7 separate regions of the Mus musculus genome follow, and regions 2, 3, 4, 5, 6 and 7 are each linked to region 1. A link is a loop called in an ENCODE intact Hi-C map of the cell type or tissue named here. Cell type or tissue: heart. All regions are shown on one strand.

Region 1 (4,000 bases):
ATGATGTAGGCAACCAGTAGCATCGCCAAGGCCTGCAACAGCCCAGCGTGGCCCACCACGAACCCTGCACAGGGGGAGAAAAGCAGGTCACAAGGGATGCTTATATACCTCTCCCCCTTCCCCCCATCCCACTGGCCAGCACAGTCCCACAGCAGAGCCACACACAAGGCCTCAAGGGGCCTTACCCTCCATCTGACCACATGTACTAGGGTCCATCCCTAGCCTTAGCCCCTTCCCAATAATTCCCTCCTCTACTCACCAATCCTCAGAAACACGACTATGCTAAACATGGACAGAACCGTGGGCACCACCACACCCAGGAAGGTGGAGAGCTTGCGGGATGATGGCACTCCAGATACTCCAGCTCCATTGGGAGGGAAGGCAGCCCCCTCTTCCCCCAGAAGCCGGTAGGCCAAAAGAGGGGAGCTCTCGCTGGCCATTGCTGAACGCCAGCAGAGGAAGCCACAAAAGGGCTAGGAGACCTGTAAAAAGAGGTTTTAGTGGCTGGATAGCAATACCACAGACCCTCTCTCCCTAAACAAAACCCTAATTAAACACTCAGTTTCCTCAAAAGGAGAGTTGCAAAGGATACACACACACACACACACACACACACACACACACAGGGCACAGAAACTCAAAACTGTCCCAGCAACTTCCCCACTCTCGGACCCTGGTGTTTAAATAATCAGGGTCCCTTTCAGTTCTTAGGGACCGTGTCATCCTCCGTGCCTCTGAAACTAGGGGTAGCAGTGAGTCTGCGAAAGGGACACAGATCCCCTTGTCAAATAGGTCTCGCCTTAATTGGCAACAAGAGGGGAAGAAGATCTCCTCAAAGGGAAGTTAGCTATTACCAGTAAACACCTCCTCCCAAGTCCTATGCTGCTCCTGTCGAGTACCCTCAATACAGCACCTCACACATGGGCAATAAGAAACTTTCAAAGCTCTCAAAGCTCCACCTTGTATCACCCCTGTCCCTCAACCCATCTCAATCCTGACCAGATTTTTCTAATCTCTACAATGAGCCCTCCAAACTCTATCAATCCAAACAGAGCCATCAATTGTCCAAACACAAATGCAGGCAGCCTAGCATCAGCCACACAGGATCCCCAGGGTCCTCCTCCCCCACCCACCCGCTCTTGTCCACTTGCTTCAGTAACTGGATGCCTGGGGGGGGGCGGGGGGGACAGGCATCTGGCTCCAGCCGGCCAAGTGCACCCTGCATCTGGGTGCCGCAGGGTGCTCACTCACCACCTAGGAATGAAGCTGCTCCGGTGTGATCCCAGCGCGCCTGTGGGGCTCCGCTATAAACCGAGGGGGCGAGGGAGCCGGAAAAAGCAAGCGGGCTACCGGGATGTCAGGCCCGGAGCCTGCCCTCCCCAGCAAGGCGTCCCATTGGTCCCGATTCAAGCCCCGCCTCAAAGGTGTGGTCTACACTCAAGCCCCGCCCACACTCTCGTACGCTGCCTTGCAAGCCAAACCGTTCCACGTGCGTCTCGGGTGTCTTTTGCAAGGTAGTGGGTCACGATCCTCAGAGCCCCCCGTTGCCAGGATGCTAGCAGATGCCCATGGTGAGGGTCTGACTGCACTCCGAGCTCCAGGACGCCCCCAGGAATATCTGAAAGGGGCGCGTGGCGACTGCGGAAAAGTGGAGTGGGCGGAACCGCGGCACCTGACTCAGGTACACACCTGGGAACTGAGAGCGACGTCGGTCGGCGCCTGCCGGAGTCGTACTATTTCAGCTTCTCGGGAGACCCAGAGTGCCTCGGGCTTCCAGCCTGGTCCCTTTCACATTCAGAGGAGACCCCCTCCTCGTCCAGTTTCAGCTCGCAGGCTGCGCTCTTCTCTTCGGCCACGGGAGGGAGCCGTGATCCTCCATCCCGACTCAGGTCCGGGTAAATAAGCAGGTAACCCTGCTTGCTTTTGTGCCTAAGATCCTGTAACTGTGAGCTGGGCAGTGGTGGCGCATGCCTTTAATCCCAGCACTTGGGAGGCAGAAGCAGGCGGATTTCTGAGTTCAAGGCCAGCCTGGTCTACAGAGTGCGTTCCAGGACAGCCAGGGCTACAGAGAAACCCTGTCTCGAAAAAAGAAAAAAAAAATCCTTTATCTGTGACCCCAAAACTCCAACTTCAACCCTTACAGGTCTTACCAACGACGCTTCCTCATCTATAAAACGGGACTTAAAAAAGACATCCCTTCAAGGAGAGCAGTTGAGAGATGAACTAACCGTGTATACTCGCAGGGGGCATGGGTGGGGGCGCTCTTTATGTAGACCGGGCTAGCCCCATTTCAATACATAGCTGAAGAAGACTTCGTGTTTCTGATCCTCCTGCCTATACCTCCCATGTGTTGGGATTACAGATAAGTAACAGCACAGCCTGATGCAAATATTTATTTTCCTAAAAGAGCACTGCCCCCACCCACCCCGAGATTAAACACAGAGCCTCAAGCACACTAAGTGATGCTATAGTACATACGAAGCCTTAACATATTGACTCTTTAGTCCAATACATACATATTCATTTTTCCCCTCACACGGTATTGTATTAAATATGCATAACCATTCTGTGAGTGCACGTTCTACTACTGTGGTTGTATTAGATTAGGGAACTGAAGATGGGAAGCTTTTTTTCTTTAGATTTTTTTTTTAAATGTGAGTATTTTGTCTCATGTATGTATGTGTACCACGTGCGTGCCTAGTGGCCATAAAGGTTAGAAGGGGTGCTGGATCCCATGGGAGTATAGGTACGGATGATTGTCAACCACCATGTAGGTGATGGGAACGGAATCTGGGTACTCTGCAAGAGCAGCAAGTGCCCCACTGAGCCATCTCACTGGTCCCCCTTGGAGACCTTTAGCCACATGTTCTGAATTTTTATGTAGCGTAGCAATTCATGGTCACCCTGTTATTTGGACCTCCAGAATGAGCACAGTTATAGAGTCTCACATTCCCATAGAAGAGGCTGGGGCTCCAAGTTACCAAAAGCACTTGTCCTAGAAGCACAAAGACCCGAGTTCTGATCCCCAGAGCTCAAGTAAAGGAATCTGAATAAGCCGGATGCTGGGGAGGCAGACAAGAGGATCCCTGGGGCTCAGCATAGCTGCACTGGTGACCTCCAGGTTCAGTGAGAGAAATAAAGTAGAAAGTTACTGAGAAAGACACGTGACCTAGGCTTCCTCGTGCGTATGAATTTATGTGGACACAGATGGGCACACCTGCTGTGGCTCTACCAAGGATAAATCAGGCATCCCTGCTACCCATGTTTCAGACAATATTTGGCGATTTTTTTTTTTTTTAATTTCTAAAAGCTCCCTCCACTCTGACTATGCAGTTTGTGTGATTGTTTGAGCCTGGCTCTTAAGTAACCCAGGCTGCACAGCTGTGGATAACCATGAATTCCTAAGCTTCCTGCCTCCTCGTCCCAAGTGCTGGAATTATAGCTATCTTGCCACCATGCCTGCCTTCTTCTTTCTTGGTTGTGTCTCCCCCACCCCCTCAATTTTTCAAGACAAGGTTCCTCTGTGTAGCCCTGCCTATTCTGGAACTTGGAACTTGTTTTGTAGATTGGCTGGCTTAAAACTCAGAGCCTCTGCCTCTGCCTCTCTGCCTCTGCCTCTGCCTCTGCCTCTGCCTCTGCCTCTGCCTCTGCCTCTGCCTCTGCCTCTCTGCCTCTGCCTCTGCCTCTCTGCCTCTGCCTCTCTGCCTCTCTGCCTCTGCCTCTCTGCCTCTCTGCCTCTGCCTCTGCCTCTGCCTCTCTGCCTCTGCCTCTCTGCCTCTCTGCCTCTGCCTCTCTGCCTCTGCCTCTCTGCCTCTCTGCCTCTCTGCCTCTCTGCCTCTCTGCCTCTGCCTCTCTGCCTCTGCCTCTGCCTCTCTGCCTCTCTGCCTCTGCCTCTCTGCCTCTCTGCCTCTCTGCCTCTCTGCCTCTGCCAAGGGCTGAGATGAAAGGTATGAACTACCACATCTGGCTAGTCTTGTTTATGTCTTTTTGTTTGTTTGTT
Region 2 (4,000 bases), 150 kb after region 1:
AGGAAAGCATTCTGCTGGCTGATCTGTTCCAGCAGGACTTCTTTTTGCTGTCTCAGAGGAAGCTCTAGAGTCCATGTTTGTCTTAGTCCAGGGTTTTAAAAAGGAACAGAACTAGAGCCGGGCGTGGTGGCGCACGCCTTTAATCCCAGCACTCGGGAGGCAGGGGCAGGCGGATTTCTGAGTTCGAGGCCAGCCTGGCCCACAAAGTGAGTTCCAGGACAGCCAGGGCTATACAGAGAAACCCTGTCTCGAAAAACCAAAAAAAAAAAAAAAAAAAAAAAAAAAAAAAAAAAAAAAAGGAACAGAACTGCTAGAATGAATATATACATACATATATACACATATACATACATACACACATATGCATACATATACATAAACACACATATACATATACACATATACATATATACATGCATATATAATAACAAAATACATTCATATATATGTGTATGTATATATGTATATATATGTATGTATGTATATATATGTGTGTGTGTATATATATATATGTACATGTATATATATATGTGTATATATATATATATGTGTGTATATATATATATATATATAATCCAGGTAACCTGGCACTGGCTGTCTCATTTCAGAAATCTTTCTGGAATAAGCATCCAACACTGAGAGTGGAGGAGAGAAGATGTCACCAGTGGACTGAAACCAGGACAGGTCCTGAAAGGCTTTGATCCTGGGCCATTTATATTCTCATCATTTTTCTAAAACCACCAGGTGGGTCAAGGAAGTGAGATTTTATAGAAGCATATGCGGCTATTTGTCAGCAGGTTGTTAAGGGCAACAACCCATTGTTTCAGCTGTTCCTCCAGGTCATTCTGCTCTGTAGCAAGTGAAGTCACTCTTGGCAAATAGGCAGTGCTTTAAGTAAATCACTAAATAATCATAAGTCAGTATCCGATAATTGCTCTTTTCTACCTAATTCTACTTTCAGTCTCACACTAGAGAGACCAAGAACCTAGCAATCATCCGGTGCACGAGGATGCTGTCTCAGTGACCCTGATCTGGCACCAGAGGCCTGGCCTTCAGTCCATGTTGGAATCCCAAGGAAGATGGTTCTAACATTGGTGAAGGATTGCCGCAGCAACAGAAATGCAGGCTGACCAGCAAGAGTGAGAGCATGCAGGCAAAAAAGCAGTTTTCTTCTCCATGTCCTATTCTGTGTCAGAGGGTGACACTCAAGCCAGGCAGTGGTGGCGCATGCCTTTTATCCCAGTGCTTGGGAGGCAGAGGCAGGTGGATCTATGGGAGTTGAGGCCAGCCTGGTCTACAGAGGGAGTTCCAGGACAGCCAGGGCTACACAGAGAAACCCTGTCTCAAAACAAAACAAAACCCTAAACAAATAAACAAAGAAAAAAAGAACAAAGACACAAAGAAAGGGAAAAAAGAGAGAGCAAGCGGGGCACCAGCAGCCTCTGCTCCCTGACTGTGGATGCCATGGGACCAGCGACCACAAGCTCCTGATGTCCTGCCTTCCCCGCCATGACAGACTGTGTTCCCAGAAGTGTGAGCTAAAATAAAGCCTCCGTCCTCTGAGTTGCCTCTTGTCTGTGTTTGGTTATAGCGATGAGAGATGTGGACAGGATGTTGGCTGATGAATGTTAAGCTCATGGTCAGATGCCAACTGGTTTTCAGTGCGTTTTCTTGCTCTGAAAAGCAAGACAAAAGCCTGGCATGTTAGCGCGTGCCTTTAATCCCAGCACTCAGGAAGCAGAGGAGGGCAAATCTCTGTGAGTTCAAGGTAAGCCTGGCCTACAGAGTGAGTTCCAAGACAGCCAGCGCTACACAGAGATGTCTTGTTTCGAAAAATAAGAACAAACAAAGCAACAAATGGTTAAAAGTGCTTGCTGCTCTTAAGGACAAGCAGAGGTCAGTTCCCAGTACCCACATGGGTGGCTCACAACTGCTCATAAATCCAGTTTTAGGGAATCAGACACCCTCTTCTCTCTCTCTCTCTCTCTCTCTCTCTCTCTCTCTCTCTCTCTCTCTCACACACACACACACACACACTAAAAATAAAATAAAATAAATCTTTTTAAGAAAAAAATTTCAAAACTAAGCCAGATATAATGGTCCAGGCCTGTACTCCCAGCACCTGAGGCAGGAAAATTCTAAGTTCCAGGCCTGCCTGGGCAATTTAGCCTCTGTCTCAAAAAAACACAGACAAACAACAAAACAAGCCTCCCTCTCAAGTTACAATAGACTTGATATAGAATTAATATTCCAGCTCCAACAGCCCAAAAAAGATACCTCAACCTTGCTCTTTCATAGCAACAGGGGTGGCAATGGGATGTCTGTTGTGGAAGTCAAAAAAAAAAAAAAAAAAAAAAAAAAAAATCACTGAAGGGAAGGATCCCAGAGGAAGGAGATTGCTGGCAAAGTTCCCTAACAGTTCCCAACTGCACCTCAAGAGGGCACTGTAGTCCAGGAACTAAGTTCACCTCCCCCAAAATTCTTTTGAGTCCTCCCCTTTGCTGCCTCCTCCCACCTGAATTATAGACACACACACACACACACACACACACACACACACACACACACACACACTCACTCCCAGCAAATTCCCTCCAGCCCCCAACTCCTTCAACCTACATGTAATTTTTCCTGCAGTGGACTTTGAAGGCTTTCCGGCTGGATTCTAAATGTCTTGTTTTGGGAACAGAATGAATGACAGCCACATAGAATAAAAGCCAGGATTGGGGTCCTGGTACTCTGTGCACCATCTTTGACTGGTCGGCTGTGTGGGTCTCTCTCCTAAGCATGCTTTCCCACATGAAGCACTATGGGAAAGGAATCCAAGGAACGACTTGGAGTCACCCGTGTCCCCTGCTGCCATACTTAGCACTTCTCAGTCTATTGACTCTGTCTAGTGGCAAGGAGAAATTCCCAGAGTGATACCCATCGGGACACAAAAGATAGATGGACTCACAAGGGGTTTATGTCCTGAGGTAAGTGACTACGGACATAATGATCCATTAACCAGGGTCGCCCATTGCCACCAACCCCTAAAGGGGAACCCCTCTGTACTGGCTCCTGTTTCCTCAACGGTGGCCCCAGCTCACTCAGCACTTGTCCTAGCGGGTTGGCAGCTGCCCACTGAGAGACAGCCTTGAATGGAGCCTGCTTATTGACTAGCGTGGGCAGGCATTGTGGCCTCAAGCCCAGAGGGGTCAAGAGGTCAGCCGGGCCATGCGAGGCAGCACGTAGGGCCCAACCCCCTCCACCTCTGGTTTCCCAGATCTGATGCCTTGCGACCAGATGGGGTGAGGTACAGCTAGGAGAGTTGTGTGGTGTGTACAGTCATGAAGAGAGACAAGCCAGGAGTCTGGTTGGTGATTTCAGCTGTTGCCAGTGGTATTTTTAAAAGACACAAAATGTCAAACCCTTTCCCTCCCATGAACGCTGAGAGTCAGCGGCCATTCTGTCTATGGCTCCTTGACCCTCTGTTGTCCAGTGCAGGGCTCGTGCTGTCTGGGGAAACCCCCATGAGATCTAAAGAATTCACGTCTTGCCCCCTAAATTCTCCAGGTCCTGTATTCTTCATAGATCCCACAAAGATTGGACCCCAAAGCTTGTCCTGTGGGGGGTGGGGAGAGGGGACTGGTTACAGTTCTGGCAGGGCACTAGTTGAGTTTGGACATCTCTGTCCCTGAGGTCTAAGTCGGTCTCTGGGAGCTGAGGACATAGTTCAGTTAATAGAGTGCTTGCCTAGCATGCAGGAAGCCCCAGCTTCCATCTCTAACACCCCATAAACGGGGACAGGGTGCCTGTAATCTCAGCACTTGAGAACCAGAAGCGGAAAGATCAGGAATTCAATGCTGTCCTTTAACTACACAGCGAGTTCCAGGCCAGCCTGGGCTATGTGAGACCTTCCTGTTTCAAAAAAAAAAAAAAAAACCTAAACAAATCCGAGCTGATTCTGAGGCTCTTCTTCTCTGGGGCCTCGGGCTTGTCCAGCGACATCTTTAGATTT
Region 3 (4,000 bases), 200 kb after region 1:
AGGGGCGGTACCTCTTTAAATTCACCCCCACATACCGCACACCCTCCACACACACCCCCAGCTAAGACAGAGGTGGTGATGGGGGGGGGGGAGGATGAGGGGAGAAGCTAGGCTGTTCGTGGGGTTGCCTAGGCAACCGTCACCCGGACTAAGAGCACCTCATTGGTGAAGTGCCCCCACCCTAGCCTCGTTGCCAAGGCAACCGCATCCGCGGCAGAGACCTGTAGGGTGGGTGACCCCACCCCCGGCCCCCATCGCCCCCGCCCGACCTAGACTCCCGCCTCTTACCCAGAACCGGCCAGGGTGGCTGTTTACAGGATTTGGGAAAAGCCGATTGAGCACTAATAGGTTCGGGACGGCTCAACCCGGGATAATCCCCATTCCGGGCCGGCTGCACCCCATTAGCTGCTGGTCAGTGCGAGAGTAGCGGGGAAGGCAAACCCCCAAGCCGCCAGCTCCCTTCAGCGCCGAGGTCGCCCGCCCCGCTGCGCCCGCACAAAGCCCGTGGGAGCCTCTCAGAAGTAATTAGGGCTCCGAAGAGAGGCCCCTGGCCCCGGGGCGCGGAGCTGCTCTCTCCCAGGCGCCGGCGAGCGGCCCCAGGCGGCTCGGCCCGATGCCCCTAGGCACCCCTAGAGCCCAGCTCTGTGCTCAGCAGCCCCCGAGGCCTAGCTGGCACCACTCCAGCCTCCGACGTCCTGCCTTCCCGGGACACCTGTGCGATCTGGCCGTGTACACTGCACTCTGGCGACCCAGGCGTCCCCCACCCAGCTCCCACTTCCCCCAGACACTGGGCGTTCCTCTTCCCCGAAGATATTTCCCCTCCGTAAGTTCAGCTTTCTGCGCCAGTGCCAGAGGATGCCCCTCCAAAATGAGGGAGGGGGCAACGACATAGCTACCACCCCACTCCAGCTGTGAACAAAAGCCCCTTCCTTCCAGCTGACAGCAGCCCAGGCCTGGCCTCAATGACACAGGCCTGGGGCAGAAGGAAAACAGGCCAGGAAGAAGACACTGGGTCGGGGGCCATGCTCCCAGCCCTTAGATCCCCATTACCCTCCAACGTTCCCTCAGCAGCTCCTCGATTCTAGGGATAAAGCAACCATAGCCCCCCCTCCAAAAAAAAGGGTGCCACCGCCTCCGCAGGTGTGAGAGGAGGAAAGAGAGGGTCCTCAGATCTGGCAGCTGGACGGCGCGGGCTGGCCGTGCTGCGAAGTGCAGTGGGCCAGGCCCTTCAGCTCGTAGGACCTCCATTTTGCCCAAAAGAAAGCTGGACGAAGGGGACAGGCGACTAGGTGCCAGACCTGGGTAAGGATTTGTAAAAAGAATAAGGTGCTGAGATCTCCAGCTTAGGGGTCGGGACTGAGAAAACACTGCCAGAGCCCGAATCAAGGGGCAGTAGGGTGGAGACGAAGACAAGGGTGGCCTTGAGGCCTTAACTGGATCTCCTAGGATTCTGGAGTTCTGCAAGGCTAATGCAAGCAAGGGTGTGAAACGAGTGGGCACGAGGGCTGTTACCCAGGGGCAGGCAGCAGGGTGGTGGTGGGGAAAGGGGGCGGGACAGGACATAGAAGAAACCCAGAATTTAGCCCCCCAACTATTAAGGGATCAAGAGGCAGGCGGGGCTGGGATGAGGGGGGTCTAGATTTTAAAATAATTGCCACTGATATTGCAGGGAGCGCATGCATTATTGAAGCCGAGGGTCCCCCCCCCCCCCCCAGTTCCCCTTCCGGGTTTGGAAACGACCGGGCCAGAGGAAGGGAGGGGAGGTCTGGGAGTTACGTCCGTTTCCCAAGAGCCAAACCCGGGAGACGGAAGGAACCGAGGCTTCCCCCTGCCACACACACACCCGTGGGAATTTGGGGCTGGGGGAGATGAGGACTCCTTTTATCAGCGGAGGTACCTGAGGTGGTGGGACTCTGCCAAGGGGTCGCTTGGAGGAGCGCGGGAGGTCCTGTCTTCCTCCGCGGCGGAGGCGGCAGCGGCGGCGACGCGGATGGATTTCCTCAGTCACCCCAACTCAACCGTCCAGCGCAGCTCTCCCCAGAGCGGAGGGATCCCGCCCGCCAGTGACGCGGCCGTCGCCGCCGCGCCCAGGGCCAGGCTGGACGAGACCAAATACTCAAGTGTGTGGGGGGGAAGGCTAGAAGCGAAAACACCACTCCAGGAGCAAAAGATGCCTCAGCCACAATAAAAGCACAATTCCACGTTTTTCTAACTCATCAAAGATCACACGACGTAGTTTATTTCCAGAAAAGGAGCAAGACATCCTCTCTAGGGACAGCAGAAGTGGTATAGGCATAAGGGAGGGGGGAAAAAAAAAATCCCAGGTCACGTGATCGACCTCCTTCAACCCCCCCCCCCTCCGGATTGGGCGGCTCCAGACTGGAGGCAAGAAGGCCCAATTCTCGGGTTGGCCACGCCCCCTGGTGAGGCCACTCCCTTCCCGGAGGCGGAACTAGGGAAGTCTAAACCAGTGCAGGACAGTGGGGCAGAAAAAGACAGCGAGTGGTTGGTGACCACTAGAATCCCATAAAATGCAAGTTAGAGGGAATTACACCCAGACAGTTCTTCAAGCGCAGCACTGTGAGGGGTTGTAGGCTTCCTAGACTAGGCCTCATACCGCCGCAGCAACAGTCCATATTTATTGATTTGCATACTTAAAGGTTTTTGTTTTATGATAGAGTTTCAGGAGCCCACCACGTAGCCCAGGATGACCCTAAACTGATAATCCTCCTGCTTACATCTACCAAATGCTGGAATTACAGATACACAACCCTGTGCCTGATTTATGCAGGGTAGAACTTAGGGCTTCATACATGCTAGGCAAACACTCCACCAATGGAGCCACATCTCTCACCAATACTTTTGTTTATTAATCCTCATGATGCTGACTATGGACTCAGGCTGCAGAGTTGAGATGCGATCTCAACTTTAATAACCATTGAAGAAAACTACACTGTGGAGCACCCCACCGAGGGAACACAACATAAGAATGTGCCTGGATTTCCATATCTGTTAAATGAGTATATTGAAGGTTACCCTTGAGTCTCCTGGATTGTTGGAGAACTGTCCCGTCCCCCGTCCCCCCATAGATTGTGAAAATGTTTTGGTAAAGTCCGAGTTGTCCTGTGGCCTTTGAGACAGTCCTCGGAGTTTAGGAGATCAAAACACACTATTCAGCCGGGCAAGGTGGCACACACCTTTAATCCCAGCACTCGGGAGGCAGAGGCAGGTGGATTTCTGAGTTTGAGGCCACCCTGGTCTACAAAGTGAGTTCCAGGACAGCCAGGGCTATACAGAGAAACCCTGTCTTGAAAAAAACAAAACAAAACAAAACAAAACAAAACAAAAAAAAAACACTATTCAAAATAGACTGTAGTGAAGTATACTCGTAGAGAGGAAAGAATAGAAAGTTCACATTTGTCTTCACCCACATATTGAACTAGAGGCCAGCCTGAGCCACAGGAGACCTTGTTTCAAAAAGTGTGTTGGGGGACAGGGTTGGAGAGATGGCTTAGTCAGCAAAGTGCTTACCATGCAAACATAAAGACCTGAGTTTGATCCCAGAAAACCAAGTAAAAGAAAAAAAAACCCAGGCACAGTAGCCACACCTATACTATAGCCCCAACACTTGCAGGCCAGGATGGAAAGAGCCCTGAGAGTTTGCTGGTCAGGGAGTTCATGTGAGAGCTCTCAAGTTCTGTGAGAGATCTTGTCTCAGATATTAAAGCAGGAGCAGCTGGCTTGGCAGTTAAGAGCACTTACTGCTTTTCAAGAGGACCAGGGGTCAGTTGCCAGGCCTCACATGGTGTCTCATTACCTTCTGTAACTCCAGTTCAGGGAATCAAATGCTCTCTTCTGATGCACCAGGTATGTCATGCAATGCGCACACGTGCATACATGCAAAATATTTATACACGTAAAATAGCCACAGAGTAAATGAGGATGCCCCCACCCCCCTCTGCCAACTTAAACCTCCAAAGCATCAGATGTGGTGGCCCAC
Region 4 (4,000 bases), 350 kb before region 1:
CCATCTCACCTGTGTCTGCATCATCATCAAACTGAGGTAGCCTCTTGCCCAGCTGGGGGAGGCCGGCATGGGGGTCATCCTGGAAGTTGTCATTCTCCAATGCCTCCAGCTGTCGGTTGATCCGCCGCTGCCTGGCTGCCCTGTCCAGCACCCGCCGCTGTCCAGGGTCCTGGGAGCGAACTAGATGGGGCAAAGAGAGTTACCGGGGTCAAGACAGGAGGAAAGTTGCACTGCCGTTGCCTAGAGCCCCAGTCTCCTCGCCTCGGCCCCTTCATTATGCTGTGAGGAATTCCCAGATCTTCACCCTGCTTTCTTCCAGCTTGGCAAGCTTGTTTCGGCCCTTTATGCTGCCTCTAAGTCCTCCCAGTCCCAGCAATAACTGGAGACACAATAAATTGCAGCTGGAGAGAGGGCTCAGTGGTTAACAGCGCTCCCTGCTCTTGCAGAGTGCTACAGCTGTTTCCAGGACCCAGGACCAGCAGCCATGAGGGTGGCTCACAACTTTCTGTAATTCCAACTGCCTCTTTTGTCCTTCATGGATACCTACACTCACCTGCACAGAGCAGCACACATACACAAATTAAAATAAAGAGCGCCTTTGAGAATTGACACAGTATTGACTTCTGGCCTCCATATTCTCAAGACCTGTGATTCAGTAGGGCAAAATCCAGTGTACATTTCTAGAATGTTCCTTCAGCCTGAGACGCATGCCTGTGCCCTGTGACTGCACCGACTACCTTCCTTGGACTAAAAGTCTCCCCAGTGTGGCTCCCAGATGTCCCCCTATCTTGTTGGATATATTTCCTATCCCGACATTTTGTCTCCTCTCTTGCTCTCGAGGCTGCTTCTGCCTGTCCTTTTTCTTTAATTGATAGCGCTCTTTGGCCTGTCCCTTTCTCACCCCCACAACCTTCAATAGGATCTCAGGAAGCCCAGGCTGGCCTGGGATGACCTCCTGTGCACAGCCACACCAGGCTTATGTGATGCTGGGGATGGAGCAAGAGTTTTGGGCATGCTGGACAACACCCTATCAGCAGGGGCTCATCTCTGACCTCTTTTTCTTGTATTTCTATCTTTCTTCAAAAAGTGCATTTATTCTGAGTGTTTCTGTGCACATGTAGGTGTTGCAGTACACGTGCAGAGATCAGAGGACACTGTATGGAAGCCTTTTCTCCTATCATGTGGATCCTGGGGACTGAACTCAAGTAGTCAGGCTTGGCAGCAAGCAACTTTACCTACTGCATGCACCATCTCACCTGCCCATTCCTGGTGCTGGGTTTCCCATAACATGCCAGTCTCAAACCAGAACTCCCCCAAACCACAGACTTCAGGACTACAGGACACCAAGAGGCTGAGGTCCAGCCTAATTTACATAGGCAGCCTAGGCTACATTAAAAAAAGAGAGAAAGGAAGGAATGAAGTGTGTATGTTCGTGTGTGTGTGTGCACGTGTTTGTGTAGTACCCAAAGCCAAGCCCTTTGATTTCCTAAGTTTCTCTGTTCCCTCCATCCAACATCCAGAAGCTGGAGGAAAGTGGGGCGATGGTGGCGCACGCCTTTAATCCCAGCAGTGTAGAGGCAGAGGCAGGCAGATCTCTGTGAGTTCCAAGCCAGCCTAATCTACAGAGCTAGTTCCAGGACAGCCAAGGGTACGCACCCTGTCTCGAAGAAAAAAACAAAAAACAAAAAAAAAACAAAAGCAAAACAATCCAGAAGCCGAGGTGAGTACCACTGCTCATAGCACCCGGGCTTTGGAGAGACAACACATCCTCTCCATCCCCAACGTCTGCTGAAGCAAGCAGTCACAAAACACGAATTAATGGTTCCGAGACTGCCCCAACACTGAGCGAAGGTAATTGACGTGAAAAGCTAGGCGGGGAGATGTTAGGCTGAATTTGAACTTGGGAAGCACAAAAGGGCGAACCACTCAAGGCTCACATACCGGCGGGTTTCTTCTCCACCATTGGCGCAACACAGTTGACAGAAGAGCCTACTGCGCACGCGTACTAACCACCGACCCTTGCTCTGAGCACACCCCTTCCGGTGGCGTGCACACATACGCGTGCGCAGTCTTTCCCCTCCCGCTTGAAGTCATTACGTGATGTTCCCTTGGAGATCAGCAAGCTTTCGCTTTCCGCCATCTTTGATAGGGGCAAACCTAATTCCGGTCGCATTGTGGTTACCCAAAAAAAAAAATCTGAGAGCCGCCTGCAAATGGTCACTTTTTAAAAACTGGCGTGGGTGGTCTTTAGGGGAGCGCTCTTGTCCCTGTGCCCTTTGCATCCCCGGTGCGTGTCCCCGCGCTGCGGGACAGGATAGGCAGGTTCGGTGGCTTTGTTGAACCCAGACCCACGAGGATGTCCGCGCGATCCCGCCTCCGGCTTCCCGGCCCCTCCGGGCCCGTCGCCCCCGCCGCGCGCCACCCCAGGCCTTGCTGTCCTGTGTTCCTCCGGGTCAGACTTGTGGTCAAGACCCGCCCCCGCGTCGCCTGGACCCTCCTCAAAAGGTCACTTCCCCTCCCGGGGGGATTCGGTTGCTCCGGTGTGAGTCAGGCAGTGCCCAGGACCGGACCCTCGGCTCCTCCCCACCCTCCAGCCCGCGCCCGCGGGACAATCCTTGCCTTGTCTCGCCGTCTGCATCTCGGGTTTTCGGTGGCCTCGGGTTACGCCTTTTTTCCAGGGCGGAGTCCCGAGCACAGCTCCTCCTCTCAGCGGGCTCGGTTTCCCCTTTTCCCAGAATCTTCCCGGGGCGTCGGAATCCAGGCGCTCAGCTCAGCGCCGGTGCGGGCCTGGGTGTAGCCTAAGCGTGCTGCTAGCCATGGCTGCGGCAGGCCCGGAACCCCGGCTTTTGCTCCTGCTCCTGCTGCTGCTGCCGCCGCTGCCCCCCGTAACTTCTGCCTCCGATCGACCCCGGGGCGCCAATGCTGTCAACCCAGGTGAGAACCCGGGCGGCCAGTGGGCAGGGTCGACACGTCCGCCAGCCTGGAAGGGAGTGTCCAGCCTTCCCAGTGCATTAGCCTCTCATGCAGAACTTGGGGTTCCAGGCTCCCCAGACAGACAGGAACACCCCAGCCCCCATTCGTGTATGTTACTCTCACCCGACTCTTCTGGAGATCAAATGTGCTGAAAGAACTTTAGTGAAGTAATATGGAGGTGTGTGTGTGTGTGTGTGTGTCGGGGGTGATACAGAGGGATAAACACGTGGGACACTAAGCCGTGTCTTAAGTGCCAGTTCTCTGGCTATGACAGACAAATTGCTGGTGATCACTGTGGCTACGGCAGAGACAGAGGGGTACCGGCGTTTTCTGCAGTCTGCGGAGTTCTTTAACTACACTGTACGGGTGAGTGGGGGGACCCATGGGAGAAATTCCAGCGGGAGAGGGCAGGGGTCGTGGGGGTTGGTCCTGTTTCCTCATCTTGGCCAGCTGAACCTCTTCCGCTGCGTGGGGGTGGGATCTTTCCTGCAGACCCTGGGCCTGGGACAGGAGTGGCGAGGGGGTGATGTGGCTCGAACAGTTGGTGGAGGCCAGAAGGTCAGGTGGCTCAAGAAGGAAATGGAGAAATATGCAGATCAGAAAGACATGATCATCATGTTTGTGGACAGGTAAGGAGGGCTGGGGTGGAAAGAGTGGGAAACTGGTTATGGAGAGAGAAAAAGAGACTGAGGTTCCTCCTGGCTCTCGTCTTCCCCTTTTCTTGCCCAGCTACGACGTGATTCTGGCAAGCAGCCCGACAGAGCTGCTGAAGAAGTTTGTTCAGAGTGGCAGTCATCTGCTGTTCTCTGCTGAGAGCTTCTGCTGGCCTGAGTGGGGGCTGGCAGAGCAGTACCCTGAGGTGGGCATGGGGAAGCGCTTCCTCAACTCTGGTGGTGAGTGGCCGAGTTCCCAAGACAGACTTGTCCCCTCTCTATCTCTCCCTCCCCCAGTGGAGCGGGCATTGCATGCTCTGGGTGCTTGAGTCGGGGACCCTGGCAGTCTCGGGAGGTCTAACTCACTTCTGCTT
Region 5 (4,000 bases), 440 kb after region 1:
AAGGCGTGTGCCACCACGCCGGCTGCAGCCCTGATTTTTATCCCAGCAATTCTATGAGATAGGGTGGTCTAGGGACCATCCAAGGCCCTCCAGTTAAGGATGTCTGTGTGTGTGTGTGTGAGTGTGCGTGCGCATGGGCGAGTGAGTGTCGGATCCCATGGAGCTGGAGTTACAGGCAGATGCAAGCCATCCAGAATGGGTGCTAGGAATCGAATTAGCCCTCTGTAAGAGCATCAAGGGCTTTAGCTGTCGAGCAGTCTCCAGTCCTCCCTTTTGTTTTTGAGACAAAGTCTCAGGTGCTGCCATCTGGCCTCCAACTCTTTATGTTAGGATGGTAGACAGACATTTTACCAACGAAGCCACATCCCTAGGTGCCAGCTTTTTAGTTGGTTCTGTTACATTTTTAATCATGTATTTTGTTTGCACTGTATGTATGTGTGTGAATGGGTGGGTACCATAGTGTTCATGTGACTAGACAACAACTTGGCAGGAATGAGTTCTGTCTATCAAGTTTACCACAGGGATTGAATTCAGGTTATCAGGTTTAGTAGCAGCGCCCCTCCCCCCCCCTGCCTTTTTTTTTTCAAGACAGGGTTTCTCTGTGTAGTCCTGGCTGTCCTGGAACTCACTCTGTAGACCAGGCTGGCCTTGAACTCAGAAATCCACCTGCCTCTGCCTCCCAAGTGCTGGGATTAAAGGCATGTGCCACCATCCAGCTTGGGACAGGCCCTTTTACCTAGTAGGACAGAATGCAGACCAGGTGGGACTCACTATGCAGATTGAAGATGATCTTGGACAACTGGTCCTTCTGCCTCAGTCTCTTATATGTTGTGATGGCAACAGTGTAATATGGGGCTTGGAAGTTGTAATTCTGAGGATACCCATTTGGGGCTGCAGAGATTCATCTGTGGGGAAAGAAATTTGGTTCTACTGCCTGTACCCTACTGAGACCTTAGGCAATGATGCTTCCCAGAGTTGTCTGGAAGCTACATAGACTCTGAGCAAGGGTAGGGAAGACTGAGGTGTGTGTGTGTGTGTGTGTGGGTGTGTGTGTGTGTGGGGGGGTGTGTGTGTGTGGGGATGTCAGGATGGGCTGAGGAGGCCAAGTAGAAGCTGTGACTCATTAGCTGAGAGGAGCACTGTCCTATGAGGGGGGTGGGTAGTAATTGGGCGAGAGGGCATCCTGGGGTCACAATCCTGTCCAGCCCTCTCTCTGTTTGCCCTCTCAGATGCAGAGGCAGCTCTCTAAGGAAATGCAAATAGAAAGTTTTGGGGGATTTGAGAGTTCGCAGGGCTTGGGGTTGTCAGCAATGCTTGAAGCTAGAGAAACTTAATGCTAGCATCCTGTTCCTTGGGCAGGAGAGAAGAGTGAAGAAGGGAGAAAGGCAAGGAGAGGGGAATTGGGGGACGGAGAGTAGACAGGGAAGCGCTTATAGCTGTTCTGCATGGTGGCCCTGGAAGTCACAGACTGGGGACTTCAGCCCAGTTGCTGGAGTCTTTGCCTCCAATGCACAAAGCCTTGGACTCAAACCCCAGCACTGCAAAAAAAAAAAAAAAAAAAAAAAAAACAGGCAAAATTAGTAACATTCTTGTAATCCCAGTACTAGGGAGGTAGAGGTGAAAAGATCAGAATTCAAGGTCAGTCTAGCAGGATGGGTGAGCTTCAGGTTCACCAAGAGACCCTGTTTCAAAAACCAAGGTAGAGGGCCAGTGAAATGGCTCAGCAGGTAAAGGCTCTTGCCATTGAGCCCAACAACCTAAATATAACTCCTGGGACCCACATGGAGAAAGGAGAAATGACTCCCATAGTATAAGCTGTCCTCTGACTTCCATATGTACATGGTTTGTGCATGCTAACAACACACACACACACACACACACACACACACACACACACACACACACACACACACTGTAAAAAAAGACTTTGGTATGGAGAGGAGAGCAACTGAGAAAAACAGAATCCCCTGGCCATTACACACACTTGTACACAGGCAGAGGTTACTTCTGAGTTGTATTTTGCACCTTGACCACAAGGGGCAGTAAAGAGCAACAGGCAGGGATCATCACATTGCTAGAAAACTAAGGCACAGCCCCAGGGGTTCTTTACCTGTGTGTGGGTCTCAACCCCTTTTGCCTAAGACCATCGGGAAACACAGATATTTACACTAGGATTCATAACAGTAGCAAAATTACAGTTACGGAGTAACAGTGGAAATAATGTTATGGAAATAATGTAACAGTGGAAATAATGTCATAGAGGTCCGCCTGCCTCTGCCTCCCGAGTGCTGGGATTACAGACACGCACCACTATGCTTTTACAAGCAGTGCTGGGAACTGCATCTAAGGCTTCATGCATCCAAGGCCCAGCATCTCCTCTCCAGTCACAGTTTTCCTATGGATCCCACAGATGCAAACCCACAGTCCTCCAGTGTTCCAGGACTACAGGTGTGCACAACTACACCTAAAAATTTCAAATCCTTTCCCTTGTTTCTTTTTTTTTTTTTTTTAAAGATTTATTTATTTATTTATTTATTGTAAGTACACTGTAGCTGTCCTCAGACACTCCAGAAGAGGGAGTCAGATCTCGTTACGGATGGTTGTGAGCCACCATGTGGTTGCTGGGATTTGAACTCCTGACCTTCAGAAGAGCAGTTGGGTGCTCTTACCCACTGAGCCATCTCACCAGCCCCTTTCCCTTGTTTCTTAAGATTTCCTGTAATCCACTGACCACTCCTCTGCCTAACCAGGTATGGCTAACCTTTTGACATGGTGATATGTTGTCATCTACAAATGCATTGAGCCCTGTTCTTGGTTATCTCGGAATGCATCTGGCATATGGACTCCTGGTTGCATGGGCTCATGAGCTTAAACCTTTCAGTGGCTTTCTGTCATCCTTGGGGGTGAAAAATCTAAAGAGCATCTTTGTCCCAAATGTCCTGTCTCACCCAGTATGGTGGCCCGTGCCTGTCATTCTTACATGAGAGGCTCAAACAGAAAGATTGTAAGTTCAAGGCCATGCTGGGCTATCTAGTAAGCTTAAGGCCAGCCTGGGGTATATAGTAGGGCCCTGTCTCATTAAAAAATAAATAAAAAAATTTTGGGCTAGAGAGATGGCTCAACAGTGAAGAGCATTGTCTGCTCTTGCAGAGGACCCAGGTTTGGTTTCCAGAATCCACAACCAGCTGTAATTCTAATTTTGGGGTATCTGACATTTTTTTTTCCTCTTAGGGCATCAGGCACACACCTAGTGTACATACATACCTCCTGGTAATATATGCATACACATAAAATTAAAAATAAATAGAATCTTAAAAAAAAAAATCCCGTTTCTCAGATCTGGGTGCTATTTCTTCTTCATGGACTTGTTCCCAAACCACCTGATGTAGTGATCAAGAGAGACTCACCTCAGAGGTCACCCCCTCCTGGGATTTAGTTTTTCATGGTACATAATATACCTGAAATTAAAATTGCCAGACTCAAAATAGAGACACTCACGTCAGCCGTCACCAAGAAAAAAGGAAAGGCAGACGTGAATTCCATTCCTAGAATTCATGTTTAAAAACAAAGACCAAAATAGTAGCAGCAACAAAAAAGCCAGGAGTGAGTGGCATATGCCCCAAGAACCGCTGCAAAGAACATGGGGACAGAAGCGACCCTGGGACTTCCCGTAGCCAGCCAGCTCAGTTGATGACTTGCAGGCCAGTGAGAGACCCTCTCCAAATAAATAAATAGTGAATGCTATCTCCTGGGGAATGACACCCAGGGCTGTTTCTGGCTTACACACACACACACACACACACACACACACACACACACACACACACACAGACAGACACACACACACACACACACAGACACCCCTGCTTGCAGGCACAAAAATGTACACAGAGAACAAATAGAAGAGAGTGTGGTGGCAACCAGCTATAAGGCCAGCCATCAGAGGGCTGAAAGAGAATGAACACAAGTCACAAGTTCAAGGCCAGTGTGAGCTATGTAG
Region 6 (4,000 bases), 450 kb after region 1:
TCAGGCTGGGCACTCTCCTCCATGTAGTCCTCTTCACTGCCTCCCTCTCACTATTCAGTCAGCATGGGGAAGACAGACCCATGGGTTTCTGACCAGCAATTTCAACAGTCTTGTGTTGTATCTAGGGAAACAGAAAGCAGCTGAGGCAAACAGAGTCCCTATCAAAGGCCCCAAACGACAAATACCAGAGTGTTCCCCCTCTCCCAAAGACACCGAGCTTGAGGCTCCCTCAGGAGACTTGAGGACAAGGTTCCATGTGGACTGAACAGAAGTACCCTTGGGAAAGTGGACTCTCTGGTTACAGTCCCAGGTGGAAGCAGGGCAAGGCATGCTATGTTGGGGATGAGATCCTTGTCTGTAGTCATGAGAAAGGACCAGGTGTTAGAGCCTCAAGGTAGAGATCCCACTTTCCACGTTAGAGGAGCAGAGACAACACCCAGTAGAGATTCTCTGGCCAATCCTGTTCTCTCCAGGAGGTGGTTCTTGTATGGAGGAACAGATGGACGCATGGATACACCTCTAGGTCATGACCATCCCCCCAACACATTCCTATTTAATCTCATCTTCACATCTGAACCCTATTCCAAGAGCCTTTGGACTCTTACCGTGACGAAGACGACATTGTTGGGGAAGACAGATGTGTCCGCTCCATCCAAGGGCACTTGGGGTGCAGCGATGGGACCCCGGCTGGCTGTCAGTGAGGCTGGGAAGCAGCTCCTTTTTCGGACAGTGATAGTCCCTTCCTCCCCCTCTGTCCCTGGGTCCCCCTCAGAAGTCTGAGCTTGGAGACGAAGCTCCTCCGACAGGTAGTGTCGGATATTTTGGCGAGCAGAGTGGATAAGCCGTGGATCAATGTCCAGCCCCACCATGCGGGCTGGGCCCCACTTGCAGGCAATACTTAGGGTCAGATGGCCAACGTTGCAGCCCAGATCTAGGACGTCCCGGCCTTGAAACCACTCGGGCTTCAACACCCTAAGGCGCACGTCCTCACAGGAAGGATTGCGATAGCCATAGTACTTGCAGTAATTCCCATATTGGAACTTTAGCTGTTGCTTTTTGAAGCCAGTTGCAGGTAGTGGGTGGTGGTGGTGACGGCCTCCTCCACTCCCTCTGCCCTTTTCCTTGGAACCCTGGCTTCCACCCCTAGCCCCTGCCTCTGACTTGCTGGAAGTCCTGCGACGTTTGCGATGTCGGGAGGAGGAAGAAGTAGAGGGTGCAGAGGTAACTGAGGCAGCTGGAGGGGCAGAAAGGGAGCCTGAGGAACCCTGCAGGGCAGATGGAAGGGGAGACACAACTTCATCCCTGCAGTTGATGGCTGTGTTGAGTTCATAGGGTTGAGGGGCATCACGGTTCTGGCCTCTGTTTTGCTGCTGCTGCGTAGCACCCTCCCCATGGAGTGAGGGCGTGAGAGGGTCAGTGGGCAGCACGGCGGCGTTGCTATCATTCCCTCCAGACGCCTGCTGCTGCTGCTGGTGGTGCGGTCCCCGGTGTCTATGGCGCTTGCGACCAATCTTGAGTGGTGAGGCAAGCACTACATGGGCCTCGTCAGTGCAAGTGTTGAGACTGAGCGGGTCAGTAATATCTTTGGGGATGAGGATCTCCACAGGGTCTCGCCCCTTGGCCGGAAGTGGGGATGACTTTGGGGTCTCCGCATTGAGTGCGCGACTCACTTCCTCATCCAGGAGGCTATTCAGGTTCAGTGGATCAAATATGTTACCCCCCAGAAGGAAATTGGATGGTAACACAGAGTCGCAGTCTGAATTCACTCGCCGGCGCCTCTTGAAGGCCGGATGTTTGAAGCTTCCACCGCTCCCTCCCCCCACGTTACAGCTATTTCTTCTTTTGCCCCCACCACCCCCAGGGGGTCGGTGGGGCTGGTAGCCATTGCGAGGTCGAGGAGGGGCTGGGGGACCCAGGTCCGTCCCGCCCCCTCCCCGGCGCTCCTCCCCCACGTCCGCAGGAGCGGCGGCTCGCCCGTGGGGCTCCCCGTGCGCCTGTGCCTGGGGGCCGCCCCCTCCGCTGGCTGCGGCCCCGGCCGAGTGCGCGCGAGGGCCCGGCCCGTGTTCTGTCCCATCACGGAGCTCCCCGGAGGCAGCCTCTTGGTGCGATTGCACCTCGGGGCCGCCCCCTCCGCCCGACTCATCTTTGAGCGGCGGCGGCGGGGCCGGCACCAGAAAGGGCTCCTTCTCCGCCGCCATCTCGATCATCTCCTCTCCCTGTTTAATTTCCCCTTCTCAAGCGAGGGTACTGAGAAGAGAGCAAGGGGAAGCCCCCTGTAACCCTTCCTAAGACCACCTCACTCCCTCCTTCCCCGAGTGCGCGCGCAGCTCTGCCTCGCGCCTCCACCTCCCTCCCGCGACACACCAAGCGCGCTCCACTCGCCCGCGAGACCAAAACAAGATGCCCGCGAGACCCGGACAAGCCGAGGAACCAACTGCGCGTGCGCCGACTCCCTTTTCTCCGCCACTACCACTCTGCCGCGAGCGCGCACGACGGGCGCGCGTCCCGCTCGCCCAGGACCCACGCATGCGCGCTCCGCCACCACCCAGGCTGCGCGCGCATCGGGAGTGCGAACCAACTTAACGGCTCCGAGAGTTTAAATACAGCCCCCCTCCCTAATTACCTCACCCTCCCCCAGCCCGAGACGCCCACCGCCCCACACGGACACCCGACTTCCCTTCGCTGCTAAGTCCAAGCCCTACTGATATCCTTTGTCTCTGCCGTGCGATCCCACCCACCGTAGGCGGGGAACGGGAGCTGGTGTGAAAAGGTCTCCTTGACACCCGACCCTTGTTCCTGAGGAATGAGGCTCCGCCGTCTCCGCCCGGCTCTAAACCCAACAACCTCCCTGCCCCGCCTCCTTCCTCCCCCATCCCCGCCCCTCCTGGAGAGCGCCTGCGCACAGTCCTTTTGGACTTGCGCGGGTTGAAGGGGCAACACGTGCTGGAGATGATGTTCCGCCCCCTCCGCTCTAGGGGCGGGGAGTGTGACGTCGTTTCCTTAGGTTCATTACACGCAGCGTGCGTCAGCACGTTTCCAAGGGGCGTGCATTCCCAGCGAAAGAGGCGGGCTCATGAATTATTCATGAGCGATCGCTGGTCTTTTCCCCACCCCTTCCCCCCGCCCCCAGCCTATCTCATTAGAATTAGGACTTAGGAGAACCTGAGGAGAGGATGATAAAGTAGGCTAAGGAATCGAGACCATTGTCTCAAGAACTGTTATCAATAAAATGCAATATATTATTTAATATATTTTCTGAATTGAAAACAAACAAGTACTAAAACATCGAGATTGTCCAAACTCCTCTTCCCCTGAAATGGCCCAGTTGTTCAAGCGGCCCTCCTCCTTCCACCAGGGACAAACATCTAGAGAACTACGCCTTCCTCTCCTCCCTACACCTACGTCAGGCCTCGGACGCCGCTGCCATAGTGCAGCGCCTGCGTATCGGTCCCTCAGCGCCACCCGCTAGCGTTGCGGATTTTACAGCATTATCCCTGCAGCTAGACACACCGCGAATGTGGGCGGGAAAGGGTATCGACCTGTTTGGGCTCCTGTTTCGGCCAATGGGAAGCACTGATTCTATGCAGAATCCTCAGACTGATGGCTGGCGGAGTTTCCCAGTCCACAGACTATTTGTCAGGAAAGAGCACTGTAGAGGCAAGGGGGGAGCTCAAGATGGTTTCAAAATTTAAGAGGGTGACGACAACTAAAAGGTAGGGAGTGATAGCACGAAAACAGGAAAGAGAAAGCGATTTGAGGCAGAGATAAGAATGAAGTGCCTAGGGCGCTTCGCAGGATATTATGGGGGGGGGGGCGCGGAACTAAAGATGTCAGCGAGGATTATGGAACTTGTAGTTTCACTAGGCTTTCGTTCTTAAGATGGCGGGCTACTCCGGCTGCGCAGACGCAGAAGCAACTTCCAACTGCGCACGCGCAGCACCTGAGCGCACGCCGCTTGGGGGCGGAATTTGTCCGTGTCCTCGCGCCTTCTCCTGGTGGC
Region 7 (4,000 bases), 440 kb after region 1:
GGCTGGCCTCGAACTCAGAAATCTGCCTGCCTCTGCCTCCCGAGTGCTGGGATTAAAGGCGTGCGCCACCACGCCCGGCTCTTTTTTTTTTTTTTTTTTTTTTTAAGATTTACAATATGAAAGTACACTGTAGCTGTCTTCAGACACTCCAGAAGAGGGAGTCAGATTTTGTTATGGATGGTTGTGAGCCACCATGTGGTTGCTGGGAATTGAACTCAGGACCTCTGGAAGAACAGTCAGTGCTCTTAACCGCTGAGCCATCTCTCTAGCCCGAGGACACACATTTCAATGACTCAATACATATTAGCTATTATTAAAAGGTCCTGGGCTGGGCGTGGGTGGTGGTGCACGCCTTTAATCCCAGCACTCGGGAGGCAGAGGCAGAGGCAGGCGGATTTCTGAGTTTGAGGCCAGCCTGGTCTACAGAATGAGTTCCAGGACAGCCAGGACTATACAGAGAAACCCTGTCTCGAAAAAAAAAAGCCAAAAAAAAAAAAAAAGTCCCCCAAAAAAAGGTCCTTGGTGCTGGGTGGTGGTGACACACTTTTAATCTCTGTACTCAGGAGACAGAGGCAGGCAGATCTGTGAGTTTGAGGCCAGCCTGGTCTACAGAGGAAGTTCCAGGACAGCCAGAGCTACATTGAGAAACCTTGCCTTGAAAAACAAAATGCTGCAAGGGGGATAGAAAGATGGCCCAGCCATTAAGAATACAGGCTGCCCTTCCAAAGGACCTGGGTTCAATTCCCAGCACCCACATGGCAACTCACAACTGTCTGTAATTCTGGTTCCATGGGATCTGACTCCCTTACACAGATAAACAGAACACCAAGGTAAATAAAAATAAATACATCAGGTAAAGAAATAAAGGATCTTGTTGGAGACCCGGGGATGTGGCTCAGTGGGTAGAGTACTCACCTTGCATGCATGAGGTTCTGGCTTCCACCTCCACTACCACAGAAACCCAGTTATGATGGTACACACTTGAAATCCCAACAATTCAGAGGTGGACACAGGAGGGTGACGTTCAAAGTCACTGTTGGCTACATAGTGAGTTCAAAGCCAGCTTGGTTTACAGATCTTGTCTTAAAGTGGGGGAAAGGATTTATGGTTATGATTTATTGAATATGATGACTCTTTGAGGCCTAAAATGATGCTGAGTAAGCCGGAAGTAGGGAGAGTGAATCTCCAGTGGGTGTGTGTGAAGCGTGCTCTAGCATCTGTTTTGAGGAAAGGATGTCTTTAGGAAAGAGGTAAGGAAAAGAATAAGGGGCTGGAGAGATGGCTCAGTGGTCACAAGCCTTGTTCCTTGTGATGGTTTGTATATGCTTGGGCCAGGGAGTGGCACTATTAGGAGGTGTGGCCTTGTTGGAGTAGGTGTGTCACTGTGGGTGTGGGCTTTAAGACCCTCATCCTACCTGCCTGGAAGCTAGTATTCTGCTAGCAGCCTTCAGATGAAGATGTAGAACTCTCAGCTTCTCCAGCACCATGCCTGCCTGGATGCTGCCATGTTCCTGCCTAGATGATACTGGACTGAACCTCTGACCCAGTAAGCCAGCCCCAATGAAATGTTGGCCTTTATGAGAGTTGCTTTGGTTATGGCATCTGTTCACTACTAATACACTCCTCTTGCAGAGGACCCAGGTTCGCTTTCCAGCACCCACATCAGGCAGCTTACTGCCTGCAACTCTGGTCCCAGGGAATCCGATAGTCTCTCTCTCTCTGTCTTTGAAGGGCACCTGCAGGCATGTGGTGCACATATATGCACTCAGGCACACAAGCATACACACAAAATAAAAAAGTAAAGTAGATTAGATTAGGCAGGCCTTGAACTCAGAGATCCAACTGCCTCTGCATCCCAAGTGCTGGGACTAAAGGTGTGCAGCACCACCACTGCCCAGCTATTTTCTTTTAAACAAAAGCTCTCATGGATCCAGGTTGGCCCCCAACATCCTATGTACAAAGCAATTACTGTGAACTACTAAGTCTACTGCCTCCATCTCTGGGGTACTGAGATTACAGGTGTACACCACCACAACTGGTTTTATGAAGTGCTGGAGATGGAACCCAGAGTCTCATGCATGCTAGGCACCCTCTGACAGAGTCTCTCTTACAGCCAAGGCTAGCTGTGAACTTGTGATCTCCCTGGCTGGGGTTACACGCATGATCACATCCTGCCTTCCCCGGGCATCTCTCTGAGGCGCCCATTTCTACAATTCCACAGATGGCAGGTGTGGATAAGCAGCTCAGAGTACGCCTTACGGGGTTCTAACCTCCCTGGGGCCACATTTCCAGTCCTACCTTCTTTCCTCATTGCACAAAGCTGGGGCTGGGGGTGGAGCCAGAGCTGGCTTGGAAGCGATGTGTGCAAGACCAGGTGGTTGGGGCTGCAGTCTGGACAGACAGAGAACTGCATCTTGGAAACACCTCTTTCCCCAAACATCAGGGCCTTTTGCCAGAATCCTTGACACCCCATTCATCAGCTGCCAAAACAATAAAAGGGGAACCTGGCAGGATGTTGTAAAGGACATACAGGGGAGGAGAGAGAATTCTGAGTGCCAGGAACTAGGAGGGCAGGAAGACAAAGCTAGGACCCAGTACAAACCCACCCCTGAGCTACAGCACAGTCCCCGCCCACTTGAAATTGTAACCTTTATTTTTAGATGTGGGTGTGGACTAGCTCATGCTATAACCTGTGTGTCAGTCGGAGGACAGCTTGCTGGAGCTGGTTTTCTTCCACTGTGTGGTTCCCAGGGAACAAATTCAGGTTCCCATTACAGATGGTTGTGAGCCACCATGTGGTTGCTGGAAATTGAACTCAGGACCTCTGGAAGAGCAGTCAGTGCTCTTAATCGCTGAGCCATTTCTCCAGCCCACACTTTTTTTTTTTTTAAAGTGGGTCAGGCAGTGATGGCACACACCTTTAATTCCAGAACTTGGGAGGCAGAGGCAGGCAGATTTGTAAATTCAAGGCCAGCCTGGTCTACAAAATGAGTTCCAGGACAGCCAGGGCTACACAGAAAAACCCTGTCTGGACCCCCTCCCCCCCCAAAAAAAAGTGGAAAGTGAAATTCATTACGCACATCCACACACACACACACACACACACACACACACACACACACATACACACACACACACCATTCATTGCCCAGGTCTTGTATTTGACCTAACATCCTTGAAACTACCAGGTAAGTCTTTTTGAAAAGTACAAACAGCTTCCCCAGCCCAAAGGCTGACTCCTCCGAGGTCTGTAGCAGACGTGGCCTCTCTGCTCCGACCTGATGTTCCCAGCTGGGTGTTTGAGAGATAACCTTGATTTATGATTGTCTGTGTTCCTTGTTCATGTAAGAACTTTATGACCCCATTACCATATTTGGGTGTGGTATTTGGGGAGATCTGAATTTGTTTCTGGACTATAGTCGCTCTCCTTTTGGTTTCACCAGAAATGATCTTATTACCTTTAAGGTTCCAGCTGTGTTTTGCATTATAAGGAGAAACCCTCTTAGTCACAGGAGTTACAGGCTTATCCAAATGCAGACTCCGAGTACTGGTCACCTGCCTTCACAACCATCAGCATTAGCTGCCGGCTTTCTTTTAATGCGTATGTGCTAAATGAATGCTGCACATCTGTGTGTGTAGGTGCAGTCTCCCCATTTATGTGTGTGTGTGTAGAGGCCAGAAATGAACATCAAGGTGTCTTCCTCTATCACTGCCCACCTTATTTGTTAAGGCAGGGACTCGATGTGAGCCTGGAGCTCCATGTTTTGGCTAGGTTGGCTGGCCATTGAGCCCCGGGGGTTATTGGGTTTTACACAGATGCAGACGCAGGGGATCCAAACTCAGATTCTTTCTTATTCGTTCCTTTCCTTTGTTTTTGCTTTTCAAGACAGGGTTTCTCTGTGTAGCCCTGACTGTCCTGGAACTCACTCCGTAGACCAGGCTGGCTTCGAACTCAGAAATCCGCCTGCCTCTGCCTCCCAAGTGCTGGGATTAAAGGCGT

The links. Peaks named below come from ENCODE experiments on the same cell type or tissue, not always from the same donor. Only the 100,000 strongest peaks of a DNase experiment are listed, where the experiment ranks them.
Region 2: it touches region 1 in a loop (2.7-fold over the local background); 2 of 42 quality-filtered maps call a loop at or near these places.
Region 3: a loop joins it to region 1, with 2.5 times the contacts of the local background. A loop is called at or near these places in 2 of 42 quality-filtered maps.
Region 4: a loop joins it to region 1, with 4 times the contacts of the local background. A loop is called at or near these places in 2 of 42 quality-filtered maps.
Region 5: a loop joins it to region 1, with 2.7 times the contacts of the local background. A loop is called at or near these places in 10 of 42 quality-filtered maps.
Region 6: a loop joins it to region 1, with 4 times the contacts of the local background. A loop is called at or near these places in 9 of 42 quality-filtered maps.
Region 7: a loop joins it to region 1, with 4 times the contacts of the local background. A loop is called at or near these places in 13 of 42 quality-filtered maps.

Annotation. Positions count from the first base shown.
Region 1 is chr5:137,332,197-137,336,196 of GRCm38, forward strand. It overlaps Slc12a9 (solute carrier family 12 (potassium/chloride transporters), member 9), which reads right to left and starts at 1,386. Exons shown (of 14, transcript NM_031406.3): 1 at 1,252-1,386; 2 at 260-482; 3 at 1-64. The coding sequence starts at 440. In heart, a CTCF peak has its summit at 1,831 (motif pointing right); DNase peaks (open chromatin) are centred at 1,425 and 1,845; H3K4me3 peaks cover 1,533 bases; H3K27ac peaks cover 1,182 bases.
Region 2 is chr5:137,478,903-137,482,902 of GRCm38, forward strand. It overlaps Gm38725 (a long non-coding RNA gene), which reads left to right. Exons shown (of 3, transcript XR_868626.2): 2 at 609-744; 3 at 962-1,562. It overlaps Gm36056 (a long non-coding RNA gene), which reads left to right and starts at 3,992. Exons shown (of 3, transcript XR_377150.2): 1 at 3,992-4,000. In heart, a CTCF peak has its summit at 2,417 (motif pointing right); DNase peaks (open chromatin) are centred at 2,429 and 3,179; H3K27me3 peaks cover 46 bases.
Region 3 is chr5:137,531,242-137,535,241 of GRCm38, forward strand. Gnb2 (guanine nucleotide binding protein (G protein), beta 2) reads right to left here and starts at 2,065. Exons shown (of 10, transcript NM_010312.5): 1 at 1,898-2,065. In heart, no CTCF peak of the experiment used is centred here; DNase peaks (open chromatin) are centred at 750, 1,300, 2,050 and 2,410; H3K4me3 peaks cover 2,849 bases; H3K27ac peaks cover 2,978 bases.
Region 4 is chr5:136,984,870-136,988,869 of GRCm38, forward strand. It overlaps Znhit1 (zinc finger, HIT domain containing 1), which reads right to left and starts at 2,035. Exons shown (of 5, transcript NM_001310747.1): 1 at 1,942-2,035; 2 at 10-180. The coding sequence starts at 1,963. Plod3 (procollagen-lysine, 2-oxoglutarate 5-dioxygenase 3) reads left to right here and starts at 2,150. Exons shown (of 19, transcript NM_011962.3): 1 at 2,150-2,934; 2 at 3,248-3,339; 3 at 3,466-3,602; 4 at 3,703-3,866. The coding sequence starts at 2,817. In heart, no CTCF peak of the experiment used is centred here; DNase peaks (open chromatin) are centred at 2,052, 2,522, 3,382 and 3,822; H3K4me3 peaks cover 2,665 bases; H3K27ac peaks cover 2,007 bases.
Region 5 is chr5:137,768,871-137,772,870 of GRCm38, forward strand. No RefSeq gene overlaps it. Among named protein-coding and RNA genes, the nearest start is that of Ppp1r35, 8.0 kb to the right of the region's middle. In heart, a CTCF peak has its summit at 2,051; no DNase peak of the experiment used is centred here.
Region 6 is chr5:137,783,856-137,787,855 of GRCm38, forward strand. It overlaps Mepce (methylphosphate capping enzyme), which reads right to left and starts at 2,846. Exons shown (of 4, transcript NM_144913.3): 1 at 606-2,846. The coding sequence starts at 2,207. Zcwpw1 (zinc finger, CW type with PWWP domain 1) reads left to right here and starts at 3,947. Exons shown (of 17, transcript NM_001005426.2): 1 at 3,947-4,000. In heart, a CTCF peak has its summit at 3,992; DNase peaks (open chromatin) are centred at 2,556, 2,906, 3,476, 3,936 and 3 weaker places; H3K4me3 peaks cover 4,000 bases; H3K27ac peaks cover 3,345 bases.
Region 7 is chr5:137,774,184-137,778,183 of GRCm38, forward strand. No RefSeq gene overlaps it. Among named protein-coding and RNA genes, the nearest start is that of Ppp1r35, 2.7 kb to the right of the region's middle. In heart, a CTCF peak has its summit at 2,389; a DNase peak (open chromatin) is centred at 2,438; H3K4me3 peaks cover 3 bases; H3K27ac peaks cover 346 bases.